Linked DNA regions of Homo sapiens: region 2 is linked to region 1. Evidence: chromatin loops called from intact Hi-C (ENCODE). Cell type or tissue: mammary epithelial cell. All regions are shown on one strand. Each heading gives the region's core, and the rest is flanking DNA. Links, peaks and the distances in the headings are about the cores only.

Region 1 (15,422 bases), core at 2,761-10,760:
TGGGCAGAGCTGTCAGAAGACTGTAAAGTCTCAACCATCCTGCGATTGCTTGCACCTGAGGAAGACGGAATGACGATGTTCTGCGCCATGGTATTCCTTTGCTCATTCATACACTGATTTATGGCTCGTTGTTTTCCTTTGGCTCAAGGTGACATCAGTACCTACAAAAAGGCAAATATACGTGAGAATGCTTTTATAGCAAAATCCTTGTTTGCAAAGGTAATGATGTTCTAAAACTGGAAAAAATGCAACTCAGGCAAAAGGAAGAAACCCTAGCGTGACTTTTTCTTCCTAGCTTTTGTGGGTAGTGAAGTTTTTCTCAACATGCTATCAGATTGGTTCCATTATTTAAAAGTATTTTTAACACAGGAAAAAGTTTCGTGTTTTGTATTTCGCAATGCGATTCGATCATCTTCCGCTGTTCCAGATGGTGGCTTGCACCGTGCAATCAGGCTGGATCTTACACAAGAATCCATTCCAAACCCTGAATAAGGGCCCAAGCCCAGAGAGGGACTTGTGTATCCATTGCCACAGGAGCATTACAGAAACATGCCCCCTAGGCTTGGACACCGTGGAATTCAGGGAGCAATTCTAGCTAGGAATAGTAGGGAGATAAAGATTTGTTGTTGTTGTTGTTGTTGTTGTTTGTTTTTTTGAGACAGAGTCTCACTCTGTCACCCAGGCTGGAGTGCAGTGGCGCGATCTCGGCTCACTGCAAGCTCCGCCTCCCGGGTTCAAGTGATTCTCCTGCCTCAGCCTCCCGAGTAGCTGGGACTACAGGCGTCCACCACCAGGCCCGGCTAATTTTTTGTATTTTTAGTAGAGACGGGGTTTCACCATGTTGGCCAGGATGGCCTCAATCTCTTGACCTTGTGATCCGCCCGCCTCGGCCTCCCAAAGTGCTGGGATGACAGGCGTGAGCCCCCGCGCCCTGCCATGACGGGACTTTCTGACGTGGCGCTGTGTCTGGGCTCGCCCTTTCCTCGGATCCCACCTCTCCGGAGGACGGGGAGAGTGCTGGGTAATCCTGGGAGTTCCTAAAAGCCAGCACAGAAGGCAGGGGTTTCTTTCTCTGGGGGACTTCGGAGGAGGTGGCCACTGGTCTGAGAAAGTCTAAGTGTAGGTTGGGACTTCGGTCAACTGGGACTTAACTATGCCACTCAAACTGGTGTGCATGCAATGCCACTTCTGCTGGGTCTGAAGAGGGAGGCCCTGCACCAAGGCCACGTTCATAAGACACAGGGTGGAGAAGAGAGATGGCATCCCATGGGGAGAGCTTGTCTCCCAAAGACTGGTCCATCTGTTGAAAGAGGCTGTCCTCTCCCCTTATTTCCTGAGGAGCTGCCCAGGAGGGCTCCCTGCTTCCCTCTGGCCTTCACATTGGCCACCGGGACCAGGAGGAGCCCTCCCTCTTCCCTTCCCCTACCTGTCTCTCTCTCTCTGTCTCTCTCTCTGTATCTCTTTGTCTCTGTTTCGCTCTGTCTCTCTCTCTATGCCTCTCTCTGTCTTCCTCTTTCTGCTTCTCGTTGTCTTTCTCTTTGTTTCTGTCTTTCTGTCTTTCTCCCTCTTTCTGTCTCTCTCCCCCATTCCCCCGTCTCTCTGTCTCTCTTTCTTTGTCTCTCTCTCCTTCTCTCTGTCTCTCTCTCACTGTCTCTGTCTCTGTCTCTTTCTGTCTCTGTCTCTCCCAATCTCTTTGTCTCTCTCCCTCTCTCTGTCTCTCTCCCCACCCCCACGTCTGTCTCTTTCTCTGTCTCTTTCTCCTTCTGTCTCTCTCTCTCTCTGTCTCTCTCTCTCCCTGACGGTGTGGTGCATTCTCTGACCCTCCCCTCCCCTCCTTACCTTTATGACTGGCAGGTGGAGAGACAGCTAGTGACTCTTCTGTGGCCCATCTTGGGATGTGGCCCTGGGCAGTACTCACTGGAGGTGGACAGGACAGCACTTGCCCCTGAGGGCCCAGCAGTCGGCTCAGGTCGCCCGTGTGCATAGAGAGGTGGAAGGTCAGCTTCCACTTCTGTGTTGGTTTCCCTAGACTCTGCCACAACAGAGCATCACAGAGCGCGAGTCCTAAACAAGAGGAATTTATTCCCCCACAGGTCTAGGGAGGAGAGGTCCAAGATCAAGGACCGAAGGTGGGTTCCTCCCGAGGGCAGGGTGGGAGAATCTTTCCAGGTGCCTCTCCTAGTTTCTGGTGGCTGCTGGCACTCTTGGGCATTCCTTTGTGTGAGGAAGCATCCCCTGGTCCCTGCCTTCATCTTCACAGGGCCTTCCTCCTATGCGCATGTCTGTCCCCGTAGCCACATTTTCCCTTTCCATAAGGACACAGTCATATTGGATTAGGGCCCACCCTATTGACCGCATCTTAACTTGATCATCTGCAAAGATGCTATTTCCACAGAAGGCCACACGCACAGATATTGGGGAAATCATCCAGCCTGCAATGACTGCCAAGGTGTGCTCTGCGCCTGGCTCGCCTGGGAGGAGCTCCAGAACATGGGGCAGAGGCCACTCAGGTCGGGAACAGACAGTAACACACCCCCTGCAGATGCCCTACCGTTTGGCCTATGATCCTTGGATCAGGGCAGCGATGCGTGAAGGTGGATATTATTATGACTCTAAAACCACACTGCCGTCCTGCCCCCAGGTCCACCTCAGAGCTAAAAGGGCCCCTTGATGCAGTTCTTGGGGCACCCGTGGTGACAGCCCACTGGATGAACCCACAATGCACCCCACACTGCGCTGGGCTCGAGCATCCTTGCTGTGAGGGTCCCCCTGCCTGAGCAGATCTCACCCTGCAGATGAGAGACACGTGTCTACCACCTAGCCAGGATGTGCAGAGGGGTGGCTGGGGTCTCAGTGGAAGGGAAGGTGGCTGCTGTCTTTCCTAGGGCTGGGAGCTTTGAAAAAGGGAAAAACACTCACTCCGCTGAATGCAGCTCTTGGGGGACTGGTGGGCCAACCCACAGGATAAGAACTGCATTGCAGGGGCCGGAGCCCAGGATAAGGTTCACAGTGCATTCTGAATTTCCACCTAGCATGGGCTCCAAGCACTGCGCTTGAATTTGAAATATCAAAAGTATCGGACCTCGTGGAATTGATACATAGGTGAAGCACTTTTCTTTCTTGGTTGGCAGAGTATAAAGTTCAGTAGTATTTGCCTGCGCATGACTGTCTTTTTCAAATGAGGAGGGGAGTGGGAGGCATGGAAAGGAGATGGTTTGTTCCTAACAAACTACATTCCAGAATGTTCTCTCCAAGGTTGGAGCCCTTCCTTGGCTGGAAAGCTGTGTGACTCTCCCATACTCTGAACAGGGCCATCTTCATGGCAGGCTTGCGGCTGCAGTCTTTCCTGTGGATTTGCACCAGAGCTGTTTGTACCAGGGGCTTGTTGCAACTCATCTTGCAAGGGGAAATCCAAAACTCAGAAATGACACAGCATTTTAGAGTTGGTGGCAAGGCAGGAATAGGATAATGGAAGAGAGATTCAAGGTCCACACAGCACTTAGTGTTTTGTTGTTTTTTTTTTAACTTAACTTATTGGGGGAATAAACTATTAGATTTTTATAACATATACTTTGGGTTGTTTGTTTGTTTTGAGATGGAGTTTCGCTCTTGTTGCCCAGGCTGGAGTGCAATGGTGCGATTTCAACTCACTGCGACGTCCTCCTCCCGGGTTCAAGCTATTCTCCTGCCTCAGCCTCCGGAGTAGCTGGGATTACAGGCATGCTCCACCATGCCTGGCTAATTTTAGTAAAGACGGGGTTTCACCACACTGGCCAGGCTGGCCTCGAACTCCTGACCTCAGGTGATCTGCCCACCTCAGCCTCCCAAAGTGCTGAGATTACAGGCGTGAGCCACCGTGCCCAGCCTGTAACATATATCTGGACTCATAGGGCTCATGATAAAATGTGGGAGGTTCTGAGTTCCGCGACTCCTCCCCGGCTGCTTTCTGATCTTTTCCTTGTGCTTCCACAACCCGCTCCCTCCAATGAGGTGGAAAGTGTGGGTATGACGGAGTGGCCTCCAGCCACTGGGGGAAACTCTCCTGCAGTGAACATGGCTTGTAGCCAGGTCAGAGAGACTGTGGGGTCCATGGCATGGTGGCAACTTCTAGCAAGAATTAGAAGGAGAGACACACCCACAGGTCACGTTCACTTGTTGGCTGAGAGCAGTTTTCCTGGCTCATGTGCAGAGTGTCAAGGTTAGCAGACCTCAATGCCATTGGTAAATCCCTTCGCAATGTTTGAATGAGGAGAATCCCATAGCTGCACAGCTGATTTATTCCGTTTGTCGTTGGTGTCGTCATCATCACTCTCTGTTTTCCAGTCCTCATCTCTGGCTTTGTGCATTAGGATGAAAGTCCTGAAATGCAGTGTGAGTCTGGGCTCTGACATGTGGGCTCTGGTGAAAGTTGGCACGCAAGTGACTCCACCTGTGGGCTCTGGCATCCTCAGTCTGAACATGAAAGGACTAACACCTTTGTCTATGACCCAGAATGGCTGTGGGAATTAAACAAGATGAAAATAGGTGGAAATCGAAGCTTTTCAGTTTGCCCCCTAGAACGGACGCTGAGACCAGTGTGTGTGCTGGGGAGTTACAGGCCTCACTCTCAGGACGAAGCCTGCACTGAGTGAAGAGGGAGCCAAGGGAGGAGTCTAACCGGCCAGCAGCTGCAGCCAAGGCCTCTGCCCATTCCGTGGGAGTTCTGGACCTGGGGTTGGTGGGGGGGCCTTCAGAGTGGCCCCAAACAAAGGCAAAGGGACGAGCCTTTGTACCCGCCCTGCAGGCTGTTCAGTGGAGATGATGCAGCCTCGGTGAGGCCACAGCTTTGCATATGTCCATTTCAAATACAACAGCAAAGCTTACAGGCAATTTGGGATTTCATGAAGTCAATGAAAGTGACGTTGGAGAATTGCTCAGGACTTTCCCACGGTCACTGGCACACGGTTAACTATAATTAGCAATTAAAGAGCAAGTAATCACCATGGAAAGTGGCACAACAGCATTAAGAGATCTGCATCCGCACAGCTCCGGTTAAAGACGCCTTTGAGAAAGATGATACAGCGATGCAAGAGTGTTGCAGACATGGCCTTTCGTGGGGGAGCGCTGTAAGCTGGGGGGGTGTCTCATCCTGCTGGCTTAGAGTTTTGTTGGAAAAATTACACCAGAAAAACAGTAACACTGGAAGCCTTCTTTGCTGAATCTAAGGATTATTGCATAATTATAACTTAAATTTTGTATAAACTAAAATAAATTTATATAATTCGGTTTTATTTGGTTTCAAGGTAAAACCATCAACTGACCTTTTTTTTTTCATTATTTATTATGAAAGTTTTATTCTTGTTTAAAGTGGATTTTCCCTTACATAGCCTTTTCCTGGGAACACGTATCTTCAGAGGACATCAACACCAGCCTCTCCTGCCATGTCTTACGTCAAACTCAATCCCTTCTGAGGGCCTCAGCTGATGTCACATCCATATAAGAAATTGGGACACACCTTGGAAGTTTCAGTTTTGGTATCCTGTGGTAAAAGTTGGTATCTAGACAGGATTAGCCATCACATCCCCAAGAATGAGCTATGGCTAGATTTCTTCAGCTGAAGATGAAAGACATCTGCCTGCGAGTCAGCTCTAGAGGGTAAGAAAATCTAGGCTTGGGAAGGTCAGATGAAGAGGGTGGGATCTCAATCTCTAAAGACTTGGAATTTCAATCCCAGCTTCAGTTGTTCCATCAAGAAATGAGAAAATGACAACATAGAATTGTCATTTATGGCAAATTATGCATAAATGTAAAATAACTGCACTGCAGTTTCTGAAAACACTAAGATTCCTAAATAAACACCTGGGGCATTGAGATAGATCGTGAGAAATAATACACAAAAGTAGAGGCATGAAGGAGACCACAGGCCTCAGATGGCAACAAAGTGTGGTAAAAACCATCCTGTGTTGGGCCAGGTGCAGTGGCTCACGCCTGTAATCCCAGCACTTTGGGAGGCCAAGGAGGGTAGATCATGAGGTCAGGAGATGGAGACCATCCTGGCCAACATGGTGAAACCCCCTGTCTACTAAAAATACAAAAATTAGCTGGGCGTGGTGGCACGTGCCTGTAGTCCCAGCTCTCGGGAGGCTGAGGCAGGAGAATCACTTGAACCCAGGAGTTGGAGGTTGCAGTGGGCCAAGATTGCACCACTGCGCTCCAGCCTGGTGACAGAGGCAGGCTCTGTCTCAAAAAAAAAAAGAAAAAAAAGAAAGAAAACCATCCTGCATTTACCTGGGTGTTAACCTTGGGTAGCCTGTTTCCCTGATAATAGCTTGGATACTTGCATGCAGTGAGAAAGAGGGGGATGGGAGGTGTGGGGCAAAGAGTTAGAGTAGCCTCAATGCATTGTGAAATTCCTGCAGCCACACAATAAAAAATACCGTGGTAAAACATAGGAAGGATACAGGGGCATGCATTTCAGCAGAAGTCATGCGAACCTACACATTTTTTTATAGCATTGAGGTTTGTGGGTACTAATACATTCAGGATTATCTAAAAATTACCTTTCATGGTCAGGTGCAGTGGCTCACGCCTGTAATCCCAGCACTTTGGGAGGCCAAGATGGGCAGATCACCTGAGGTCAGGAGTTTGAGACCAGCCTGGCCAACATGGTGAAACCCTGTCTCTACGAAAAATACAGAAAATTAGCCAGGCGTGGTGGTGGGCGCCTGTAATCCCAGCTATTCGGGAGGCTGAGGCAGGAGAATCACTTGAACCCTGAAGGTAGAGATCACAGTGAGCCGAGATTGTGCCACTGCACTCCAGCCTGGGCAACAGAGTAAGACTCTATCTTAAATAAATAAACACAAATAGAAATTACCTTTCTTAAAAACAAACAAACTCAAAGATTTAATTTTCCAAGGTTAACTAGGGACCTATTTGGGTAGCAGAATACAGAAATGGCACACAAGGGCAGAAATCTGCTGTTAAGGTTGAAAGGGAGGCTGAGATGCAGGTGGGATAGAAAAGCTTCTGAGAGTGAGCAGGTACAGCTCCAGAAGCTGGTCCCATCAGTGCCTCTGACCCAGGAGTCAGGGCGTGGCCACCGGGAACTTCATGATGGCTGACTTCTGAGGACTTGAGGGTTAGAGTCATTTTTATGTGAACTGCAAGAACACCATCTGCAGGCTAGAGTTTCCAGGGCAGGTGGAGCTCCAGAGCTAGGCATACACAGGGCCCTGCTAAAGGGGACCAGAGCAGGGTCAGGTCCAACACCGGCTGTGTTTGCCTGCAGTTGACAAGATAAGCTATAGAACTGAGCTGTAACCATGAAGGTGGAAGATGAATCCCAGAAATGGGGTGACCATGGAGAGGCGTTTCCATCACTTCCTACTCTCTCTGTTGGGGAGGCAGGGATTCCCTCCCTGGGGCTACAGGAATGTCCAAACAAATAGCAACTGACACTGAGCAGATGAAATGGACAACAGTTTATTCTTCACAGCCCAGGGAGGAGGACGCCGCATGCCACACGGGGCCACACAGGGTTGCGTACGAGAGCAGAGTGAATCAGCAGGGCTGGGGGAGGTGGCTTTGTAGTATCAACGGTTGGGGGGTGGCCCCTAGTTCCTATGGGGGTGTGTTGACTTGTTTGAATAATTCCATGGCTGGCCCCTGCTCAAGGACTAGCGGGAACTGTGCCTGGTCCCCACGGGAAGGAGGGCTGTTTGGTCAGCGGACGTTATTCACAGGAGTGGGGTGGGGATGGGAACTTGTGTCTAGGTCATTCGAGGCCCTCCCAGTTTTACCAGATGTCAAGGGAGCATATCATATTGGGTCTTAATTTTAGATCTGCCACAGGCAGGTGCAGGGAGTGTGTTGCTCCTCACTACCCAGATGCCTGAGGCCACTGTGCAGAAGTGGCCTGGACAGGATAGCTGAAGCACCATGAAACCTGGTGGCCCTGGCAAAGGCATCCCAGCGACAACAGTTTATGAGTCACATGTCTGGGAATATGACCTGATTCCCAGGCCAGTTGGCCAGGTGCGTGGAAGGGAGTAAATAAAAGCAGGTTGAAGCAATAATGCCTCTGACTTTTGTTGGGCTGGATTGTGCTCAGGCTTCTGTAGGGAGGCCTTCGGTGAATAAGGACCAACAAACTGGGATTGAGGGAAGCAGAAGAAAGGCCCTAGAAGAAAATTTGGATTCCTGGTGGAAGAACTGGATCAGGAATTAGAACATTTGTGTTCAGCCTTCACTCTACCTTAGGGAAGACAGTCATTGCTGAGTCACTGTTTCCTGGTCAGCAAATGGAATCATGATACCACCAGCACACTTGTGAAAAAATGAGAGAAGTGAGATATTATGAAATACTCTTCAGATGTAAGACATTGCTGTTAATGAGGCATTATCATGTGCACTTGGCTTCAACTGATTTTACTACGAATGTGAAAATGTATTTTAAGCAACTAGTTCTGAACAATAAGCTAAAGGGTACTTTTTGGTTTTATTTTGCTTTTAAAGATAGCTTGTGTCTCCTGAGTGTTCTCTAAAAAAATGAAAATAGAAATAATATACTTTTTTAGTTGGGCTGTTTTGTAGGAGGCAGCTATGTCTTAAAAAATGAGTACCACCAGACAAAGACATTACAAAAAAAGAAAACTACAAAACAGTATCTCTCATGAACATATAAATGCAAAAATCCTCAACAAAATATCGTAAATTGCATAAAAAGAATCAAATGTATAAAAATGTGTAAAAAATATAAAAAGAATTATATACCATGAACAGGTGGGATTTACCCCAGGTATGTAAGCCTGAATCGACTTCCAAAAATCAATTCATGTAACCCATCACATTGACAGGCTAAAGAAGAGAAATCACATGATCATAACAATAGCTGCAGAAAAATATTTGACAAAATCAAACACCCATTCATTATAACTGCTAGCAAACTAGGAATGAAGGGGAGCATCCTTAACTTCCTTTACAAATACTCTAACAGCTAATATCACACATAATGGTGAGGAACTCAAAGCTTTCCTGCTAAGATCAGGAACAAGGCAAAGATATCCCCTCTCACCACTGCTTTTCAATGTTACAAGTCTTAGTTAATACATTAAGACAGGAAAAGGAAATAAAAGGCATACAGATTGGGAGGGAAGAAATAAAACTGTCTTTCTCACAGATGACATGATCATCTATGTAGAAAATCTGAAAGAATCAACAAAAAAATTCCTGGAACTAATAAGTGATTATAGCAAGGTTGCAGGATACAAGGTTAATATATGAAAGTAAATTGCTGTCCCATATATCAGCAATGAACAATGAGATTTGAAATTAAAAACACAATACTATTTATATTAGCACCAAAAAATGAAATACTTAAGTGTAAATCTAACAAAATATGTACAAAATCTATATGACAAAAACTATAAATCTCTGATGAAAGGTATCAAAGAATTAAATAAATGGAGAGATATTCCATGCTCATGGATAGGAAAACTCAATATTGTCAAGATATCAGTTCTTCTCAACTTGATCCAGAGATTCAATGCAATTCCAACCAAAATCCCAGAAAGTTATTTTGTGAATATTGACCAACTGATTCTAAAGTGCATATGAAGAGGCAAGAGGCCCAAAATAACCAATTCAATATTGAAGGAGAAGAACAAAGTTGGAAGACTGATGCTACAGTAACCAAGGTAGTGTGGTATTAGCAAAAGAAAAATAGAACAGAGTAGAGAGCCCAGAAATAGACCCACATAAAAATACTCAACTGATCTTTGACAAAGGAGCAAAAACAATAAAATAGAGCTAAGATAGTCTTTTCAACAAATGGTACTGGAACAAGTGGACATTGACATGCTAAAAAATAAATCTAGACACAGACCTTACACCCTCCCCAAAGATTAACTCAAAATAGCTATATACATAAACGTAAAATGCAAAATTATAAAGCTCCTAGAAGATAACATGGAAGAAAACCTAGATGACCATGGGTATGGTGAGGACGTTTTAGAGACAACACTAGAGGCACAATCCATAAAATAAATCATTGATAAGCTAGACTTCCTTAAAATATAACACTTCTGCTCTGTGAAAGACAATGCTAAAAGAATGAAAAGACAGGCCACAGACTGGGAGAAAATATTTGTAAAAAACACATTTGATAAATAACTGTTATCCAAAATATACAAAGAACTCTTGAAGTTAATAATAGGAGAACAAGAAACATTACTGAAAAATGAGCAAAAGGCTTTAACACACACCCCGCCAAAGAAGATATACAGAAGGATGGCAGATAAGCTCCACATTACATGTCCTCAGGAAAATGTAAATAAAAACAACAGTGAGACACCACAACACACCTATGAGAATGGCTGCATCCAGACCACTGACAACAACAAATGCTGGCAAGGATGTGGAGCAACAGGAACTCTCATTCATTGCTGGTGGGAATGCAAAATAGTACAGCCACTTTGGAAGACAGTTTGGCAGTTTCTTACAAACAAAAACCTACCCTCGCCATATGTTCCTTGAGATTTACCCAAAGGAGCTGGAAACTTTCTGTGTCCACATAAAACCTGCACTTGGATGTTTATAGCAGCTTTATTCTTAATTGTCAAAACTTGGAAGCAATCAGGATGTATTTCAATAGGTGAAGAGATAAACAGTGGTACATCCAGACAATGGAATATCATTTAGCACTAAAAAGAAATGAACAACCAACCCATGAAAACACACAGAGGAATCTTAAATGCATATTACTAAGTGAAAAGAGCCAATCTGAAGAGACTACACACTGCATGATTCCAAGTAGATGACATTCTGGAAAAGGCAAAACTATGAAGACAGTAAAAACAAATGAGTGGTTGTCAGGGGTTAGAGGGAAGGGGTTATTTTTAGGACAATGAAACTACTCTGTATCCTATAACAGTGAATATATGTCATTATACATTTGTCCAAACTCATAGAATATATAACATGCAGAGTGAGCTCCAGTGTAAACTATGGACTTTGGATGATCATGATGGGTCAGTGTACCTTCATTGATTGTATAAATGTACTCTCTGGTGGCAGATTTGATGGTAGGGTGGGCTGTGCATACTTGGGGACAGGGTATATAATCTCTGTGCCCTCTGCTGAGTTTTGCTGTGATCCTAAAACTGCTCTAAAAAAAATTAAGTTTATTGGCCGGGCGCAGTGGCTCACGCCTGTAATCCCAGCACTTTGGGAGGCCGAGACAGGCAGATCACGAGGTCAGGAGATCGAGACCATCCCAGCTAACACCGTGAAACCCTGTCTCTACTAAAAATACAAAAAAATTAGCCAGGCGTGGTCGCAGGCACCTGTAGTCCCAGCTACTCGGGAGGCTGAGGCAGGAGAATGGCATGAACCTGGGAGGCGGAGCTTACAGTGAGCCGAGATCGCACCACTGCACTCCAGCCTAGGGGACAGAGCGAGACTCCGTCTCAAAAAAAAAAAAAAAAAATAAAAAATAAAGTTTATTAATTTGAAAAATTACCAAAGTAAAATAAAAAATAATGTTGGAGAATTACATTTAGAGTGTGATAATGCACCTATGCACACACAAACACAAAGGAGGAAGGTGCACAGAATTGTATGGGGAAATAGACAAGGCCCACAAGGGTAGCTGGGGGGACACCCCTGGGGAAGGGGGAGAGAACCAAAGTTGGACATCAGTCAAGGGAACTTTATCTGTAATATTATATTTTTTAAGGAGAATGAATTATTTTTTTCTTTTCTTTTCTTTTTTTTTTTTGAGATGGAGTTTCTCTCTTGTCGCCTAGGCTGGAGTGCAATGGTGCAATCTTGGTTCATTGCAACCTCCGCCTCCTGGGTTCAACTGATTCTCCTGCCTCAGCCTCCCGAATAGCTGGGATTACAGGCATGTGCCACCATGCCCAGCTAATTTTTGTATTTTTTGTAGAGACGGGGTTTCGCCGTGTTGGCCAGGCTGGTCTCGAACTCCTGACCTCTGGTGATCCGCCCAGCTTGCCTCCCAAAGTGCTGGGATTAAAGGTGTGAACCACCGCGTCCAGCAGAATTTATAACTTCTATACTTTACTACTAATTAGAGATAAAAGAATGAAATGAGCTATTGCCTGCAAAAAACAAGAAAACACGGTTATATAGTTGCAACTGTCAGTATCCAGATACAGCAGATACTATATGTCTCCTATAAATAACAGCAGCAAACAAACAAACAGGAAAATAAAAGAGACATGTAGCTCCTACACCTTTATGACAGATATTGGCTTAGTGGCCAAAATGATTCTGGCACAAGTTGGTAGGGCAAGGGAAACTTGATGGGACTGGACTGTTTATTAAAATAAAAAGGTAATTCACTCTGCCAAGGTGAAGGCCTTGGCGCTTGAACTTCTCAGAGTAAAGAAGTAGTGACTTTTGCCTTTTATTTGTTCCTGGGTTTTCAGAAACCAGGAATATCACTTCATTTCCATGTCCTTCTAAAAGCCAGGAAGGTAAGGTGCGAGAGAATGACTCCAGGAGAATTTGCTCTCCTTCTAGATCTTTCTTTTTTTTTTTAAATGGAACTTTTGTGTTTGTCCTGAGATATTGCAGCAGCTGCTGTGTCTCCAAGTTGGAGTTAGTCTCCTTTGAGGCTCAGAAAATACCTAGTTCTGCCAAGGGCTCTTTACTGTCCATGGCCATGTGCTCATCTGGTTTTGTGTTGGTGACATTGACACATGAATCTCGAATCTCGGTGGCTTGAAATTGCTGACCACCAAAATCGCTTTTACACACACATACACCGAGAGACGCTCAAGACACTCAGACATTCTGTTTCTTTGGTTTAAAGGCCAGAAGTAACTAAAACGAGTTGATTTCTGCCTTTATCAGCTCAGAAGTGGGGCCTTTAAAGAGGCAGGGGCTGGGAAATTGGCTGTAAGGCTGTCCACTTAGATTTGGGGCCAAGATTTTCTTTCCAGAAACTTCATGCATAACTGAAAGGTTTCAGGAATCAAATCGTGAGTGTGTTCCCTGGAGTCCCCCAGATTTAAGTGGGTTGTTTTTCTACCCCTGACATTTGTGTTTCTCCAGACTCTACCTGTGCGGCTGACCCCGCCTCTGCTCTGGGCTTTCTCTTCCTCCTTCCCCTAGTCTTCCTCTTTCCCCTCGTCTTCCTCCTTCCCCTCATCTTCTTCCTTCCCCTCCTCTTCCTCCTTCCCCGCGGTTCCACCTGGTGCCCTGGCGGGGGATACAGGCCACACCACTGCAGATGTCAGAAATAAACATGTACCTCAGGGCAGGTGCCACAAGGTGGAAGTTTTCAGTTGTTTTCTTTTGGCAAAAAAGAAAAACTGGAAAATGGCCAACGAACCTGCTTTCTTTCCCCCTCCCTTCTCGCAGCGGAACCGTCGTGGGGCTGAGCTGCTGGAGAGCGGCTTCAGGCCGTGGTCCTAGTGAGCGACGCGCTGGTCTGACTCGAGCACCAACGCTGGCTGCTGCTCGTGTGCGCGGTGATGCCTCCCCCGAGGCCCAGGGAAGCGCCCCGCCCGCAGGCTTCCCCGCTCGGAGGGGCGCCCGGGGGTGCTGACGCCTGCACTGACTCCACACCTGAGGGCTGGAGGGGACGAGGGGTGGGCTCCCCCCACCTCCAGGGATGCTGCCGGAGAAACGCCCCCCAGTCTCCATCCTGCTTCTAGAACAGGGGTGAGGCGGTGGAGCCGCTGATTCCTGACGGTTCTTCCCGGCCATGCGCCCTCCAAGTGGAGAGAGGAGGCGCTCAGGCAGGCCCGAGGGCCCCGCTTAGGACATGCTCAGGACCTTTTTATTTTTCTACCAGGTGACCACTGCCCCCGGTGCTAACTGCCCCCAGAATGTCCTAAAATGTCCCCTAGTGGTGCTGGAGCGTGTGCCTGGAACACACAGAAATAACAGCGGGCTCCTTGGTGCCAGGCGAGGGCGAGCCCAGGAGCCTGCCAAGCCCTCCCTCCTCACCAGGCTCCCTGTGCAGCGCCCGGAGAATAACCAGAGAGCACGCAAGACTCCTAGCATAGCTGCCTCTCTGACAGGGCAGGGCAGGCCGCCGCCTCCACAGTTCCCTTCCTCTCCCTCCTTCGCGCATCGCTCTTCGTGCAGCAGATTTCTATTGCTCTGCCACGTCCGAGGCCTCTGTTCCAGGCAAGGTGGGGCAGGGAGGGGATATAGGGCAGACGGCCTGTTTTCAAAGACTTCCAATCCAGCTGGGAAGGTAAGACCTGCTCCCAGAAGTCAAACATCATAGAAGACAGTGGTGCGTGGTGGCCTAGGGCGGAGCAGGCGGAGCCGGTGGATCAGGCCTGGAGCACCTGCTCATGTTGGCCGAACACCTCTGGAACCTGCTCACTACTGATGCATTTCCGGGACCTGGCTTCCATTGGAAACACTACCGGACGACGTGATGCTTTGACTTATTTCATTTGAGGTGTAAATGACTCGCATTGGATCCTTTCTTCATCTATTATTGCATTTCCCTGCAAGTTGCTGAGGAATTTTCAAAGGAGATTTCTTCCTAAGGACAGGTCTTCACGGGGGAGCTGCGTTTAGATCCTCAAGTAGCTGAAGGCCAGGACACAGCCAGCTAGGGCTGGGGCAGCCGGAGTCCACCTCACCGACTTACCTGATTTCTCTAGGACTGGTTCTGTGATTGCAGAACCGTGGGTTCCTCAGACTGCGTCTGTCTGTCCTTCACCAGGCCAGGGCCGCTGAGGAGCATGCAGCCTCCTGTGCTCCTGCACCCAGGAGGGAAGCAGAGAACACGGACTGGTTGCCTACGGGAAAGCAAGTGCTGTGGGCAGGTGGTGGTCAGTGGCCAACGGGATGGGGCAATTTAAGTGGCTCCCTTGAGCAGCCCCGGCCCCAGAGGGAGCCTTGCCGGCGTGAGACACCTGAGACAGGCAGAGCAGGCACCGGCTAGACCTGTGGGACTGGACTCAGGTTCTGGAATCAGGAGCTTCCTGCTGGATCAGTGACTGGGTGTGGAACTGGTGGCTTGCCAGGGCTCAGGGACCTATCTTGCCGATCTGGCCACTCCTGTTGAGGGCCTTTTGTGCAGTGGTCAGCATGGTCGTGGGTGTTGACAGGGCATTCATCCACCTCCTCAGCCAGTGTGAGCCTTTGCATTGGCTCATGAATTGGGAGGTGCCCACCTGGGCCTCTGGGGGGTGGCCATGGGCAGAAGGGCTGCTTGGTGGCGGTCTGTGGGATTGTGACCCAGCAACAACACAGAGAGACAAACAGCAGCGAGCGCGGTCCATGGCCATCCAGAGCTTCCCCATCCACAGGCTGTGCTCAGGAGTCCCTGGCTTACAGGCTCCAGGAGCCCTCACTCTCCTTCACGGCTGATGATCAGACTCAGCAGCCCGAGCTAATGTGGCAAAAGAGGCCCTCAACCTGCTCCGAGGCTCGCCTGCTCAACCCAT
Region 2 (15,422 bases), core at 3,964-11,963, 120 kb before region 1:
TGTGGTCCCTCTCGATGTGGCTCAGCAGCGACTCCTCCCGCAGCGTCGCGTAGCTGCACAGCCTGCACTTGAACGGCTTGTGCGCCTGGTGCACGTGCAGCTCCAGGTCCTTCTTACGCTCGAACTGGCTCTTGCAGAAGGAGCACTGGACCGCTGCCTTGGCCTCCCCCGGGGCGCATGCGGACCCCTCTGCCCCCTTCTTGCTGCTCCGCAGCAGGACTCTGCCGCTGTCGGCCTGCGAGGCCCCGTTCAGGACCCTGGCGCCGTCGGCCTGCGAGGCCCCGTTCAGCAGCCGGTTGCAGGCCGAGGCGCTCTTGGTGGGGCTGGCGCAGGCGTCCAGGCCCTCGGAGGCGCGCATCTCACCCAGCGGCGCCTCGCCCGCCTCCGGCTCGTGTCCCTGAATCAGAGTCCCCGTGCGGTGGCTCCGGATGTGAATCTTCAGGTTGCCCTTCTGGGAAGCCCGGTGGTCGCAGTAGGGACACTTGTAGGGCTTCTCGCCCGTGTGCTTGCGCATGTGCTGCGAAAGCGAGCTCTGGAAGGGGAAGCTCTTGCCGCAGATGCAGCAGGTGTGGCAGGTAGCCTTGTCCCCATCCACCTCGTGGCCCCGGCCGGCCCTGGTGGGGCTGGGGCCTCGCCTCAGCTCCATCTCGGCCTCTCTGTTGCGATCCATCCGAAGGACGGGCGCGGCCGGTGGTGGCGGCACAGCTTTCTGTCGCGCGGGCTGCAGGGACCGTCCTATCTCTCCATGGTCAGAAGAGCCAAAAGACGTGCCTGCTCCCAGGAGGTGCACCTTCTACATGGGGGGCGCAGCAGCTGGCAGCCAGCACCTGAAACAGAGATGGAACATCATCAGCAAAGCTCCTGGCTAAGAGGGCACAGGCATGGCTGCGGGAACCCCCACATGCTCCCCAAAACATACCCATCCAACCCACATTAAGAAAAGCGGCACCAACAACACTTCACACACAGGCGAGAGCAGCTGCTTGCCTTAGTAAAAAATCAGTATCACTTAATTATCAATAATGAACTATGTTAAATGATTAACATAAATGTTAATGATTGTGCACCAAAATAATTTTCTTTTCCCAATAAGGTATCAAATCTTTAGGAGAGACTGTAGTACCAGAGTGTGTAGGAGTGTGAGGAATACCAGCTACTTAGCAAGACCATGTGGGAATTAGGGACAGAGGAAAGCAAGGTTTAGGAAAAGGGCAGGAATAAGAACAGGGGCCAAGTTCCTGGGCTGATGGAAGGTGAGCTGCACAGGTGGTGACAACAGTTGACGGCACTTCACACACACAGTCACGTGCCACTTAGCCAATGGGATACGAGCTGAGAAATGCATTGTTAGGCGATTTCGTCCCTGTGCAGACATCCTACAGTGGACACACACACCCGCAAGATGGCACAGCCCGCAACACACCTAGGCTGTATGGTGAAGCCACAGCATCCTCCTAGTGAGGCTGGGTCTGCTCCTAGAGATTGTGCCCAAGCCTGAAAACAGTGAGCATCAACCACCCTGCATGGCCGCCACCTACATGCCCATCCCACCCACCAGAGGGTGAGGAGGGCAGAGGCCCACTCCCTCCAGGCACACAGGCAAAGGGCAGCCTGCCAGAGAGTAGCTGTGTCCAGCACGGAACAGGCCCCCACCAAGGACGAGGGACGCATGAATCAAAATGCTTGTATCCAACCAAAGAGGCCTACATGGTGCAAGGAGAAAAGCAACTCTTCAGTAAAAACAGGAATCCCACCTGACACAGGGTAAGTAAGGTAAAGCAGCAGAACGATGAGCCAGTTAGAAAGGATGTGAGAGATGTCGAGTCTCTCAGGTCAGCGTCTGAGTGTTCAAGAGGGAGGGGCTGCACAGACAACTCCCCGGGGACAGGCTCTGCTCATCTGCTCATCTCTGCATAGAACAAATCCATTTCCTGCTTCCAAGGGTCCAGAGAGGGTCTCCCTTCTGGGGCCGGCTCCAGACCTGCACAGAGAGGCACCCAGATGGGCCATGTTCTGAAAACCCAAGTGATTTCGCATAGAAAGGAAGCGTGTTTGTATAAGCCTACAATCTCACACACACTAAGAACTCCTGCTTAAACATCTATAAAACCCAAAGCAGCTCCATATTTCCGGCTGGGAAGCACACAACACATTAACACACAGCTTCCATGAAAGATGACAGGGCCACCCACGAAAAGACCTGGGGTGGCAGCTCCCTGTTTGCTCCGAGTTTTGCAGCCTCCCAGGTTTTCATGGAAGCAGATGGGACACAGAAAAGAATACTGATAATAGACCTGAGGGGGTGAAGGGGCATGAGCTAAAAAATCAGTGTCGGTGTCAAGAGTGTCCCCATACCTCCCCCACGGGGGTCGGGGATTCTGAGCATTTTGTATTAATACTTCAACTCCCGAGGGCCCAGATAACAGCAAGACAGGAGCCTTCTGAAAAGACAGACCCCATGCTGTGCCCTCTCACAGGCAAATACAGCGCCAGGTAGAAACCTTATCAAGAATTATAGGCTTCACAATGTCTTTCCAGAAAGCCCCGCTTTGGAGGCGCCTAAGGAAACACGAGCAGCCTCAGCAGCAAATGAAAAGCAGCAACACAGAGGTTCTGCTCCTTCCTCCAGGAACGCACCCAGCAGAGCCATGCAACAGAGCGGGCATGAGAGAGATGCCCACCCAGAGGAGCCAAAACCCACTTGCTCCAATAAAAAACAACAATTAGCCAGGCATGATGGTGTGCACCTGTAGTCCCACCTACTCGGGAGGCTGAGGCAGGAGCATCGCTTGAACCCGGGAGAGGGAGGTTGCAGTGAGCTGAGATCATGCCACTGCACCCCAGCCTGGGTGACAGAGCAAGACTCCATCTCCAAAAAAAAAAAAACAACAACAACATTAAAACTTCCCCCAAAACTGGAGAAGTAAATAAGCTTACCAGGAAGATTTCTTAATGACCTTTTACTCCAAGCTAATTTAAATGATTTTGGTCTTGGCACTCATTGTGGATGGCTGTGTAATGATTTATGATGATTTTACAAGGCAAGTGATTCACAGGAAAGCCTCGTCCTTCCCCAGGCCCCAGTTCACTCCCCCACAAAAATGCTGAATCTGATATTCAAAGTATGAATGAAACACACTATTTATATCTAACTTAGTGACTGGATGTGGTATAAAAACCTTACAAGTGCGAACAATCATATAGAAAATACGTTTACAGGGAAGAAAAGAAAAACAACTAAAATCCTGGAAATTGGTGGCTCTGAAATAATTGTACAGACTCCCCTGGACCTCCAACGTTTGTCTATAAAGGATGTTAAATGTCAAGACACTTCTCCAGTTCGAGAGAATTCAACTGCCAGAAGCCAGCTCCAGAGACAGGATTCACCCAGGAGGAGCCCAGGCCTGGTCAGGGCCGTTAGAGACAGCCCTCGAGTGCAGCATGAAGCAAAAGGAGATTTGTTCTGTGCAAAGACTCACACCAATCACCAAAACCCTGTGCTCTAGGGCTATCAGCTCCTGCCTTCTTTCAGAGCAGCAGCTCCTGGGGTCTGCGCCCAGAGAAGCGGCCTCTGTGCCAGCCAGCTGTGTGCCAGCAGCTGTGCACCCGTCAGCGTGCAGGTCACAGGGTCATGGCCAACACAGGGCATTCAGCACAAAGTGCACACGTGCAGTTGGGAACCCTGGTCCCAGCCCTCATGCTCCCAGTCACCAGCCACATGCCTTTCTAGGCGTGTCCTTCACGCCCTCAACTCGTCCCCTCCTCTGTCAGGCACAGAGAAACAATAAGAAGAAGCCACATGTCACCGAAGCCCCTTGCAAATGCCTCCTTCTATAAAATCCAGTGACCCCCTCAGAGCCCACAGCATCCAGACCCCAGGGACATCCAGGCAAACACACACCTGGCACTTAGGCCCCTCTTCTCATCCCAGGCAGCTTCCTACCCTGCAGGTACCCTTCCAGGAGTGCTGGGGAAATACAGACACTCTCGCTCGTGGATCACCAGAGCCCCCAAATACAGCCCCATCTAGCCCAGCTCAGCAGCACAGCCTCGGCATCCTGGGCCATGACCACGGCTGAGCGGAAGATGGCACAGTATCAAGGAGCATGGCCCTTGTACATCTGAAAGGCCTTTGTGCCAGCATCGGACCCATCCAATCCTTGCACAGCCTTGACTCCCCGGTACCCCCGCCCTAGCTAGAGCCTGAACCCTGGCCCTCAGGCACCCGGTGACTAGAGAATGCAGTCTCCATTTCCTTAAACTCACTTAAAAGCTTTCCCCGAAACTTGCAGAGCCCTGCAATTTACAGGCAGACGTTCAAGGAGCAGCATCCACGATGCTCTGCGATCAACAAAGCAAGCTCTTCCTTCTTTCCTATTTCCTGCTCACTACCTCTCCGCCTGTCCCATCTTTCAAAAATAAGACCTGCTGTAAATCCCTGTGAGAACTGCACAGGATGTGTTTTTAGACTTAAGAACATTGTGAAGGGAAAGATACATAAATGTAGAAATAGAAAAAGTGCTGAGACAGTAACCAAGTTAAGCCCAAACCGCCATTATCTGAAGGACACGTGAGCAAAGCTGCCTCTGCCCAGGGGTTGATTAAGTGATCCCCTCCTGATGTCCACAGTTGACTAGCAAAGTTTCTCAAACCTTAAAGAAACAGTCAAAAATTAATTCCCTGCAACGAACTCTCCTAAGGGGTTACTCAGTGGCCAAATCAAAAGATCTCTGTAATCATTCTTTTTAGCTGCAGGCAAAAATTGCTATTTAAGACAAGGGCATCCCTTCCAAAAAAAGAACAAGAATGCTGTCCTCAGAGCTTCCAACTTCAAAACACGCCATGGGCGGCCGCCCCAATTAGGAGGATTATTGGGACGTCAGCGGCCCTGCTGGCACGACGGGCTGTGCTTTAAATCCCGCCAACCCCTGTAAGCCAGGAGGGTTTCGATGGGATGCCTCCTCCACCTTTATCCTGGTCCCTAGTGGGGCGTGCCTCACGTAGGAGCAGCGCCGTGTGATAAAGTGCTACCTACCTCAGTTCCAGCCGCAGACATTTCCGTCCTGGGCTGCTCTATTCCACTTTCTCAAACGCACGCCAAATACAAGTTGTTCCAACTCTCCCTGTAACACACGGGCCTGGAGATAACCAGCCTTATAAAACTTGTGCATGTGAGCCTGCCACCCAAACCACAGGGAATACGGAAAGGTTCTGCAACAACACAGATGCTCAGAGCCAAGGTGGAGGGTACAGCATGTGTCCAGCTGACATGCAATATGGCGCCCACGCACCTCGGACGGCAGGGACCCATCTGAACACATGGTGTGCCTGTGTGTTCAATCACAGATTTGTTGTTCTGGTAAGATGTATTACAAACTTTTTCCAAGGCTGGAACTGGGAACATGCCAGACAAAACCGTAATTTAATTGTTTAGGCATAAATATGACTTGCTGACTAGGGTTTTAAAGCAGATTTCCAATGGATCTCTTGCTGTATGTGAGTGTGTGTGAGTGTGTGTGTATGTGTGTGTGTTTCTCCAGAGATGTAATCAACAGTTCAAGGCCACTTTTTTTAAATGCCTTATATAATTTTTGAAATAAATTTTTTTATTTCATTTTGAAAAACTTAGGTAACAATCACATTTATTAAAAAACAGGAAGTAAAATGTTTGAAAAAACTGTTTACTCATAACATAAAAATACATTGTAACGGAGAAGGGGAGAGTCTGAAGAAAGGACAAAATATAAAGTAGAAAATATGTAGCTACATTTTAAAACTAACCATGTAAACATCAAAAACATCTAAAGACATATATATTAAGGCTGCTGCCATACCTTTGGATATTTTTCTTTTTCTTTTCCTTGTCTTTCTTTTTTTGCCTATATCATACAATTGAAATTAAATGACTTTCTCCAGATTACTTACATTTGCTAAATTTGGGATACATTTACTCTGTAGGCCAGTATTTCAACTAATCAATCCCTTCTGTAAGTGAGGAAGAACTGCCTTTTTGACCTAATAATACAGAGCAGAAAAGTCACTTCCTGACACACGCCCCGGTAAGCTGCTGAAACACTTCCCGGTGTGAAGAAATGTGTACCCAGGGTTAACCCCACTGACACTACAGAAACTTCTTTAGAAACAAGCACTGCAAAGCCTTGATACAACACATACAGCCAGAAAGAAAACCATGTTCACAAAGCCAGGGGGTATGTACAGCGCAAACATAGCGGAAGCAGTCTCTGTCCACATCCCCGAGGAACTTCAGGTGACGGCAGGCTCCTTAGAGGTGTTCCAGTCCTAGGGCGGTGCGGTCAGGGGCTAACGAGGGTATCCCTGCAACAAGCACTTCCTGAGCACCTACCAAGTGCAAGGCCTCGTATCAGGAGCCAGAGAATCTAAGATGACTCAAAAAAAGCACCCGGCTTCAAGGAACTCAAAGTCAGACAGGGAAGCATACTATTATCAAAGCGTGCTGGCAGCGCACCAGTAAGACAAGGAGAAGTTTCCAGAAGGCCAGGAGGGAAGCGATTCACTATATTTGCAAGGATTGGCCAGGTTTTCCCCTGGGAACCTGAGGCTCACCTGGGAACCACACTGGTGTGGCTTGAATTCTAAGTACTTTTCATGACCCAAGCACAAAACACCAGGTCCTCCCTGGCTCCTCCCTCCCCATCTCAGCAGTGCCCAGTAATAACCCCACATCCTGTCGGCTGCACCTCCCAACTCACTCTTGAATCCATGTGCCCAAGTCAAGCCAAAGCCATCGTTCCAGAGCACAGATGGGGCCGGTCTCCACCAGTCTCCCAGCCCTTCAGAGGCTCCCCAAGTCTGCAAGATGAAGCCAAACTCTTCACCTTGGCTTCTCAGGGTCTGAACCCCATAGCTGCCCTGGACCCCGGTGTCTAGAGCCCTGAGCCCTACTCCGGCCCAACAGCCTCCCAAGTACCCATGCTCATGCTCTCCTCTGGCCCTCAGGCCTGCGTCCCTGCCCCACCTGTCATGAGGCTGACCAACCACCACCCAGGTACAGTACAGCCTTCCTGACCTCCTTCAGCCAATGATAAGAGTCTGGTGACCCAACAAGTTGTGAGAGGCAGCCAGACTACCTGGGATTAAAACCCAGTTCTGCCACTACCTGAGGTCAGCTGTGTGACCCTGAGCAAGTGTCTTAGCCTCTCTATTCCTCAGTCCATTTCTTCATCTTTAAAATGTAAATGATAGCAATGATATCTATTTTATCATACTCCAGTAAAATTTAAATTAATGCATACAAGCCACAATGTTTACTACACTGTAAATCTTCAATCCATCTTAGACGGGATTAATAAGTAATTGTTCAATAAGTGAATGAAATATCAGTGCAAAGGTACTTGGTCACTGGCAATGACAATACATGGTTTAATAAATGCAAAAGGACAAAATAGCAGCTAGAAAGCTGGATTCAAAATAGCTAAATAGGAACACCTCTATATTCACTGGGCCCTTATGGTTTATACAACAACAGGTTATTTAACACAATTAAAAAGTCTTTGACCAACACCTATAATCATCTACAACGAGCACATTCAAACATATTGTAGCTCCAGAACTCTTCGTAGAAATTAAACCTCAATATGGACTGGATATTACAGGATATTTGAGAACTACTGTTACTTGTGTTAAGCTGGTAATATAGGAGAGTGGTCTTATTCTTTGGAGATGTGTAATGAAATATTTAGAGTTGGTTTTTACCAAAGAGAAAGAGAGAGACGGAGAGAAGGCAAATGTACCAGAATGTTAACAACTCATGAAACTAAAGGGGGGGGGGTGTTTATTTCTAACTCTTTCCATTTTTCCAAATTTGGCAAACTTTTCCTAAAAGTTAAAAAAATAAATCCTACTTGCCACTCCAGTAACACAAAAGCAAAGCAGCTCTGAGGGACCTGGTAGGCCTCTTCCCCTATCTGCCCCTCCCCCTCCCCCACTCCCCACCCTCCCCAGGCCCCACAGAAGCTCCAGGGCTGTAATAAATGCAGGTTGGGAAACTACCTTTAGTTAACTCAAGTTTTCCAAAGAAAGTCAAAGAAAAATCGTCTGAATAATAGGAACCTGGTTCAATTGAAAAGCAGTGTTTTATTTTAAAAGATCGCTTTCTGATGTTTTAGAGGCTTGCCCAAAGCCATTAAAGAAACCCACCCACGGGCTCCAGTTGCAAAGCCTTCTGTGGCCAACACGAACTCTCCCGAACATCAGCCAAAATTCAGTGTATTCTGGCATTCTGAGTGTATTCTGGCATTCCTAACTATCCTTCCCAGCACTTGACGAAGTAAAAAATCAGCAACGCGGTGCAGGTTTCCTCTTCCTTATTTTCAACAATAATGTTCTGACCAGTTAAATATGGCGTTATCAGGGAAAAACTGTAAAACATCTTACATTTTAAAATAATAACTATGTCTCTGAATCGACAGGAAATCTTGCCATTTTCTGCCTGTGAATTAAACCAGTACAAAACAAAAGCTGAATGGTTGTGTACTGATTTCCCTACAACTACCGAAGTTGACCTTATTAAAACCTTATCCCGAAAAAGGCACCGGAAGGCTAACCAAATATGCTCTCGTATTTAGAGTCATTTCCTCAACAATCGAACGCTTAAAGTTGCGGAAACCAAGCAAAGCTGACTGGGAGACACCAGGGAGGAACAAAGGAGCGAGAGGAAAACTGAAAGTCCCGTTTCCTGCACCAAGTCCCCACAAGCAGCATGTGTCAGGGGAGGGAAGCAAAGCTGAAGTGGGTGCTGCTTTCCAAATGCCTATCTAGCTTGGCATTTTTTTCAGTTCTGGTTCATGAATTAACCTTATCGCGGTCCCGAAACAGCCCTGGCTCCCCCGACGCCATGTGGCTTTACTTATCCCCGTCTGCGTCCTCTCTGACCACCTTCCGGGGGCGGGGGGGGCACCGATGTCAGCCCGGGATGGATGTCCGCGGGTGCAGGGGGGTGACAGCCCGGTCCTGCGCACATCTCCGCTGACAGGGCATTCCTCAGGAGGGGCTGGAGTGAACGGGAGGAATTGGGGAGGGAGGGAAAACGCCAAAAAGCTCAAAGCAGACAGAATGCTTCCGATATTTACAGGGCTGTCTGCAAAGGCGTATGATGGCTCCAAAAGGCAAATCATAAAATCTAAAAGAGCAACTACGCTGGTGCGTTTCTGAAGGACGACTCTCAGACACGGTTGGTCCCGGCCACAGCTACTACGGGGTCGGCGCAGAAGCCCGTGCGTGTGCTGAGTGGGTGCAAGGCCCAGTTGGTGTTTGAGTATACTGTGTGTGTTTGTTCTCCGGGAAACAATGAGACGGGCTTCACTAGTTACACTGTAGTATTATGAACCATGAATTAAAATACATCATTAACATCCTGGACAAGCTTATCTTACTACTGAGACAAAAAGCCTATTCTCTCAACAAATGGGGGAAAATTCCATCACAACAATGAAGAGTTCCTCTCCCTACAAACCATTCTGTACACCAGTAACAATTACAGGCTTATAGTCCCCAGACTGGGGTCCCGAAGAGCCCCATAAAGTGATGCATTCACTATTGGGAGAGTAAGTACGGCCGATGACAGGCCTGGAGGCGGCTGCTGTTCTCAGACCAATCAATAATCCATTATGAACCAGCTACATTTCCACTCTAAGAAGAAGAAATGAATAAAAGGCGACCAGAATCGGCAGCATTCACAAGAAACTCCACCCACCTCCCCCACTAGGGGAAAAAGGACACAAAACGCCACTATCCCAGGGAGCAGCCGCCAGCAGCAACGCGGCCCCCTGACCACAACAGACCTGATGTGGGGGCAGCCAGAGAACAATGTGCTTAGGTCTTTCTGCTCAAAACATTTATTCTAGAGGTAAGTCTCCAGCCGGCTTTGTTCAGAAAACGAGGTAGAGTGAAGGAGAATGACAAAGCCCCATTTTCTAAAACAAAGGTTGTCTTTACATTACTTAGCACCCCCCAAATAAATCAAAGCAAGTGCCAGCATGCTAGTCCCCAAATGTAAGGAACTGTCCGTAATAAGGCTTTAGTACGCGAACTCTGATCCTTTAAGCACAGCCTTCTCCGGCTCTGCACCTCAGACCACGGGCTGGAGTCATCATGCTATTTATAGCCAAAATGCATATATGACCTAAATGTTATTCTTCCGCAAGTAGGTTACCTTTTATGCAGTTGTTTACCACAAACTGTCAAAAAACCCAAATTAATTCCTGGTCCAAGAGGAAAGAGAGAACTCCATCTTCCACCTAAGTTCAAATAGAAGAACATTTGCTAAGAGTAAAGACAGTATCACAATATATTCTCGAAGTCCCTTGAACATCACCAGTATGAAGCTGCCCGTGTGTCCTTTTACTGAAATATGACCTGGGGGAGGAGGGGCAGCTGAATACACAATCTAATTATGGATTACATTCAGAAAAGTCCAAGAAAAAATGAGGAAGGATACGGAAATTTTCTTTCCACAGTCCTTACCATATCCTGGGAAATTCAAGATAGTTCTAGAGACTTTTTAATAAAGGAGTGTCCGTGTGAAAATGAAGAACAGGGGGTGGCTATTTTTATATCAGAAGGGAAGGAGCCTCGTTCCCTTTCTTTTGCTCTCCAAAATTATTGCATTACTGTTACTTGTCATTTACTATTTACTATTTTCCAAGTCTTAATACTAAGTAGTTGCTTTGCCAATCACTAAAAAAGTAAACTTCACAGAACTAAAAAATAACAGGATCCAGAGCCTGCTCCATAATTTTCTGCAGATAAATGTGCTGTTTAGAGCCCCTTCGTCTGCCACAAAGAGCTGGCGTTAGGGATTTGGAGGTAAATCCAGGCTTCTGGAGCAGCCAGCATTGCTAGTATAGTTAATGATCTTGTCAACATTTCCATTAAGAGCCCCATTTCCAGAAGCTTAGAATTGCATCTCCCCCAAACCCACGGCTCAGATGAAGTCCTGTGGTCACTGAGGGGCCGCTCTCCTTCCCACAAAAACAGAACAGATCACTCGCTATTCATTACAAAAGCCATGGAAGCACTGGGTTTTCACTTTGACTCCGTCTACATCTTACACTACAATAGTTAAAGCTAAAGTTGCGCATAACTCAGAAACACTGAAAACCTAGGGAACACCAGAGAAAATGAAAACTCATCAATTTCTATCTTTAAAACAAATATGGAAAATCAGAAGGCCTTCGATGAACTGCAGCAAGAACCCAATTTAGAAGTGGCTTAAAGATTTTACGGAGCCTAAACTCAAAACTGTGGAAACTGTTAACTAATTCAGTGTCTTAATATAAAATTTCTTAAAATTTTTCTTAGAAATGATCAGCAGTGAAAACAAAACAATGGTGCAGAAACTCGTATTTTTTAACTGGGTGACACTTCCTAGTCATTACTAAACATGCTTTTTCGAAATTTCTATGAGTTATCATAAAATATATTTTAACTGAAATTTGTTTCTACAAATAAGCTGTATATACTATGCCATGTAAACCAGCAGCAAAGAACAATGTTCGCCTCCCAAACACACAGTCCTATTTTCCAACCACTTGATTAAAACCAACATTTCTCTCCCAGTATAAGAATACAGATTGCAATTAATACCTATCTGACATTCTCTTGTCCCTCTGTGCTTTTTGTGAAAGACCCTAGAAGTCCCCACCATCAAATGAAAGAAAGAACTGTGCCCAAGAATACAAAGAGAGATAATTGTATGCAGTAAGCCATAAGGCATTCTGTTAAACATTACCTTCCGATGTAGTGCTGTTTAGCACAGAAGTCAGCGCCCAAAAAAATCCCTTCATTAAGAGCTCATAGAGGAAAAACAAACACGTCAATAATCAATTTTACCAAATTCTAAGCAATTGCTTACGCATTTTTTGTTAAAAGAAAAAAACAGATACGCTGAAACTAAGAAGATTTTGATAGGATAGCTGAAAGGCGTATTGTGCAAGGAATTACTTAAGATTTTGTTTATCATTGTACAAACACCAATCAATACTTTAAGATGATCAAAATTACAAAAGGACAAATCTTTCCCAAATGCTTTACTATATATAGCACATGTACTATAACCAGTTTAAATTTTCCAGCTCCATTACTGCCAATAACGACTGTAACATGACCTAGTTTATCACTAACATACACAGCACCTTTGAAAGCAGTTGGCTATTTCAGCTGCTTAAGGAGAGTGATCTATCAGAGAATGTTTACAAAGAGCAATTCCTGACAAAAACATGATGTCACATTTCCATAGGATTTACCCTGCACTGCCTGTCTAAAAATATTTTTTCAAACACACTTAATGACACATTACTGCAAGTTCCAGGCTTTGAAGATAAAAGAAGATCTATTCTTTCCTTGCAGGAAACAAAAAAGGATAAACAAGCAAAATTCCACTACAACTCCCTGTAACAATGTTGTTACATTATTCAGCTACAAAAGTTAAGAAAACTTTGCACCTGAAGTGATCATAAACAACCTTGCAGAAATGAGGGTGGGCACATTTTTCTAAGCCAAAACATCTTGCCCAGCAACAGCTTCTGGTAAAAATAAATTTAAAACGTAACAAGGCATAATGTTTAACTTCAGAATTGCCAACCCCCGCCCCATCCCCTTGGTCCCCAAAGAGGACAGTTATCTACCCTTTATCCCAGCCTGGGTTATATGGGAATAAACTGTCACACTTTAATGGGGGAAAGCTGTCCTAAGTCAAACAGAAAGACAAACAGCAGTCACACAGTTGCTTTGCGAACATTTTCCAAGAACTCGAAGACCATGACACTAATTCAGTGACTACATCTGGATAGTCCGTTTGGTCACAGAAGGTCCATGTTTGAAATTAAGGTCAGAACAGTCACGGGTTTACGCAGTGGAAGAATGCATTCATTCTACAACCACGGTCATTTTTCCTCTCTCTTTTCCTGCAACTTCTCTCCTACCCCAACCTGGAGGCACACAGCAACACACACAACCCTAGACTCCTTTTCTCTGATTTGTCCAATGCAAATGTTGTGAACAGTTGTGCAAGGCACTGCTCAGGGACAGATGGAGGCTGGAAAGGATCACTGCCGGCACAGGTGGGGGACTTCAAGGACTCAGGCCCACCTAGGCCTCCCTGCTCCCATTCAGCAGGGTGTAAGCACAGCCAAGGGCAGACAGGAGAGCCAGGAGAAGCCCCTGGCAGCCCAGGCTTGTGTTTCCAGATACTATCACATCTGATTCAAGAAAATTACATTCACCTTCATGAAAACAAACCACAGAAACAAGTACCTGGTGAAAGAAGAGACTACTTATAAACTTACTCTCAACAGGCACGTGAGATGCGCCAATGCAAGTCTGTGTCACAAAGAGTCTGCACTTACACACGTGACACGCTACACAGAGCTCTCCATGCACAAACCTCTGTGGGAGAGAAAGAAAATGAGCATGTGTGTGCAGCTTGCCCACCGAACCAAGGTACTGAAAAATGACTCCAAAGTGTGCTTCCACCTCGATTATCTAAATGAGCTGCTATTCCATTATTCTTTAATAAACACAATTGACAGCCAGAGAGACCATTGTTACCTCCCTGTTCCCCTCCCAGAGACTGGGCTCGGCATCCTCAAACAGTCAGGTATCGTCTGTAACTCAAGGAGGATGGTAGGACCCATCAATAATGAGATGCCACCAAACTCACTCCTTCCTTTGTCACTCCAGATAAAGACAGCATCAGTGCTCGCCCCTCTTCTCAGGAGCCCTGGCGAACGTGAAACAATAGATGCTCACTTTAGCTCACGCTCCTGGCCTGACTTCTTTGGCAGCTTAAACTGCTCAAGCAGAACCTTTTTCTGCCTTGCTAACTCTGGGGCGATGAGCAGTAGTGCCTATTCAGGGACCTTGCTGCAAAACAAAATCTGGATGACTAAGAATTGGAGGCAAGAGAGATAAGCACGCTGGAGACCTTGCTCAACTAAAGGCCCCAAAATCTTGCTTCCATTTTATCCATCAATAACTAAGGAGACTGTCATCCACTTAGCTGGTGTTAAGTCACATAAACTAGTGTGTTAAAAGTCGGCTCAGGGATTAGCCTATCCCGGCCAGCCTTCTGGGACCCACAGCTTCAAGCTAAGGAGTCCACCCAAGTCCAGAGCATCAGGACGCCCTCAATGTGCTTTGTAACTTTAGCCTGCCATCCACAGCCCAGGCTTCCTCCCGGGAATGTGTGTGTGGCTCATCCTCACTGGGCCACACAGTCAACCCCGACGGTCAGAATGAAGGCGCAGGTCGAGACTCTGCTGCTGCATCTTTATCTGGGTAACGTAACTCAGAAGGCAAAACTCACTGATTCACATGGGGGCTGGGGGGTGGGGGGGGGCCAGTGGCTCCATCCTAAACACAAATACTTTCTCAGCTTTACACTTAAAATCCTTTTTCCAAGCTATTCATGCAAACATATAATACTGCTTTCAATTTCTTGTTTTACGTTTACTCTGAGTTTTGTTGTTTTCCAAAATCACTTTGCTGCATTAAATATGCATCTGTTATATTGTGCTGTGAGGCTGGGTAAATCACGCACAGGTACCACCTGTTTTATCTGCAACAGTGGAAGCCACAGAAAGGGAAGACCACAGGCTTCAGATTTGTCATCAGGCTAAATTAAGCTGACAGCACAGGAGAAGGGTTATGCAGCCTGCCAGTAAGACAACACGCAGTGAACAAAAAGACATTCCCTTTTAAGCGTGTGTAGGTATATGTTTATTACACCACATGTATGTGGCAAAGAAAATGATCTACAAATGCTCCTTGCATGTAAGATTCCTTTCTGGAAAGTTCTCAACAAGGAGCTTCAGGATTTATAAACAATTTTAAGCTTTCTCTCCTTCTTAAACTGAACATATCTCCACTTTTGATAAGCAGAGCCATATTTGTTTTCTTTGAGAAGGGCAGTTATCTCAAACTAGTTCTTAAATCCCTTAAGGGAAACTACGTTAACTAAATAAGAAATCTTCCAAAACTAAATCCAAATGCAAAATCATGCTTTAAAGAGGGATGTGGGCGGCGTCTGTAATGCCAGCTCTTTGGGAGGCTGAGGCGGAAGGATCACCTGAGCCCAGGAGTTCAAGACCAGCCTGGGCAAAAATAACAAGATCCCATCTCTATATAAAGATTAAAAAATACAAATTAGCCGAGCGTGGCAGCGCATGCCTGTGGTCCCAGCTACTCAAGAGGCTGAGGCGGGAAGATCCCTGACGCCGGGGAGGTCGAGGCTGCAGTGAGCCATGATCATGCCACTGCACTCCATCCTAGGTGACTGACTCACATCCTGTCTCAAAATAAAAATAAAAAAGAGTGATATGGGGGCAACTCCCACCACTGACTTGGGTCTCAGGGACAGAAGGGTGCCAGAAATAATCAACATT

The links. A loop is a pair of places that touch in the nucleus more often than their neighbours do. Peaks named below come from ENCODE experiments on the same cell type or tissue, not always from the same donor. Only the 100,000 strongest peaks of a DNase experiment are listed, where the experiment ranks them.
Region 2: it touches region 1 in a loop (2.9-fold over the local background); 3 of 110 quality-filtered maps call a loop at or near these places.

The regions. Positions count from the first base shown.
Region 1 is chr18:76,565,545-76,580,966 of GRCh38, forward strand. No RefSeq gene overlaps it. Among named protein-coding and RNA genes, the nearest start is that of LINC00908, 45 kb to the left of the region's middle. In mammary epithelial cell, for the core only: a CTCF peak has its summit at 7,164 (motif pointing left); a DNase peak (open chromatin) is centred at 8,277; H3K27ac peaks cover 1,016 bases.
Region 2 is chr18:76,442,385-76,457,806 of GRCh38, forward strand. ZNF516 (zinc finger protein 516) reads right to left here. Exons shown (of 7, transcript NM_014643.4): 3 at 1-827. The coding sequence starts at 670. Among named protein-coding and RNA genes, the nearest start is that of ZNF516-AS1, 42 kb to the right of the region's middle. RefSeq lists enhancers at 3,714-4,292, 4,293-4,871, 4,872-5,449, 6,335-6,836, 6,837-7,336 and 2 more and silencers at 13,711-13,790, 13,811-13,870. In mammary epithelial cell, for the core only: no CTCF peak of the experiment used is centred there; a DNase peak (open chromatin) is centred at 8,697; H3K4me3 peaks cover 1,239 bases; H3K27ac peaks cover 1,534 bases.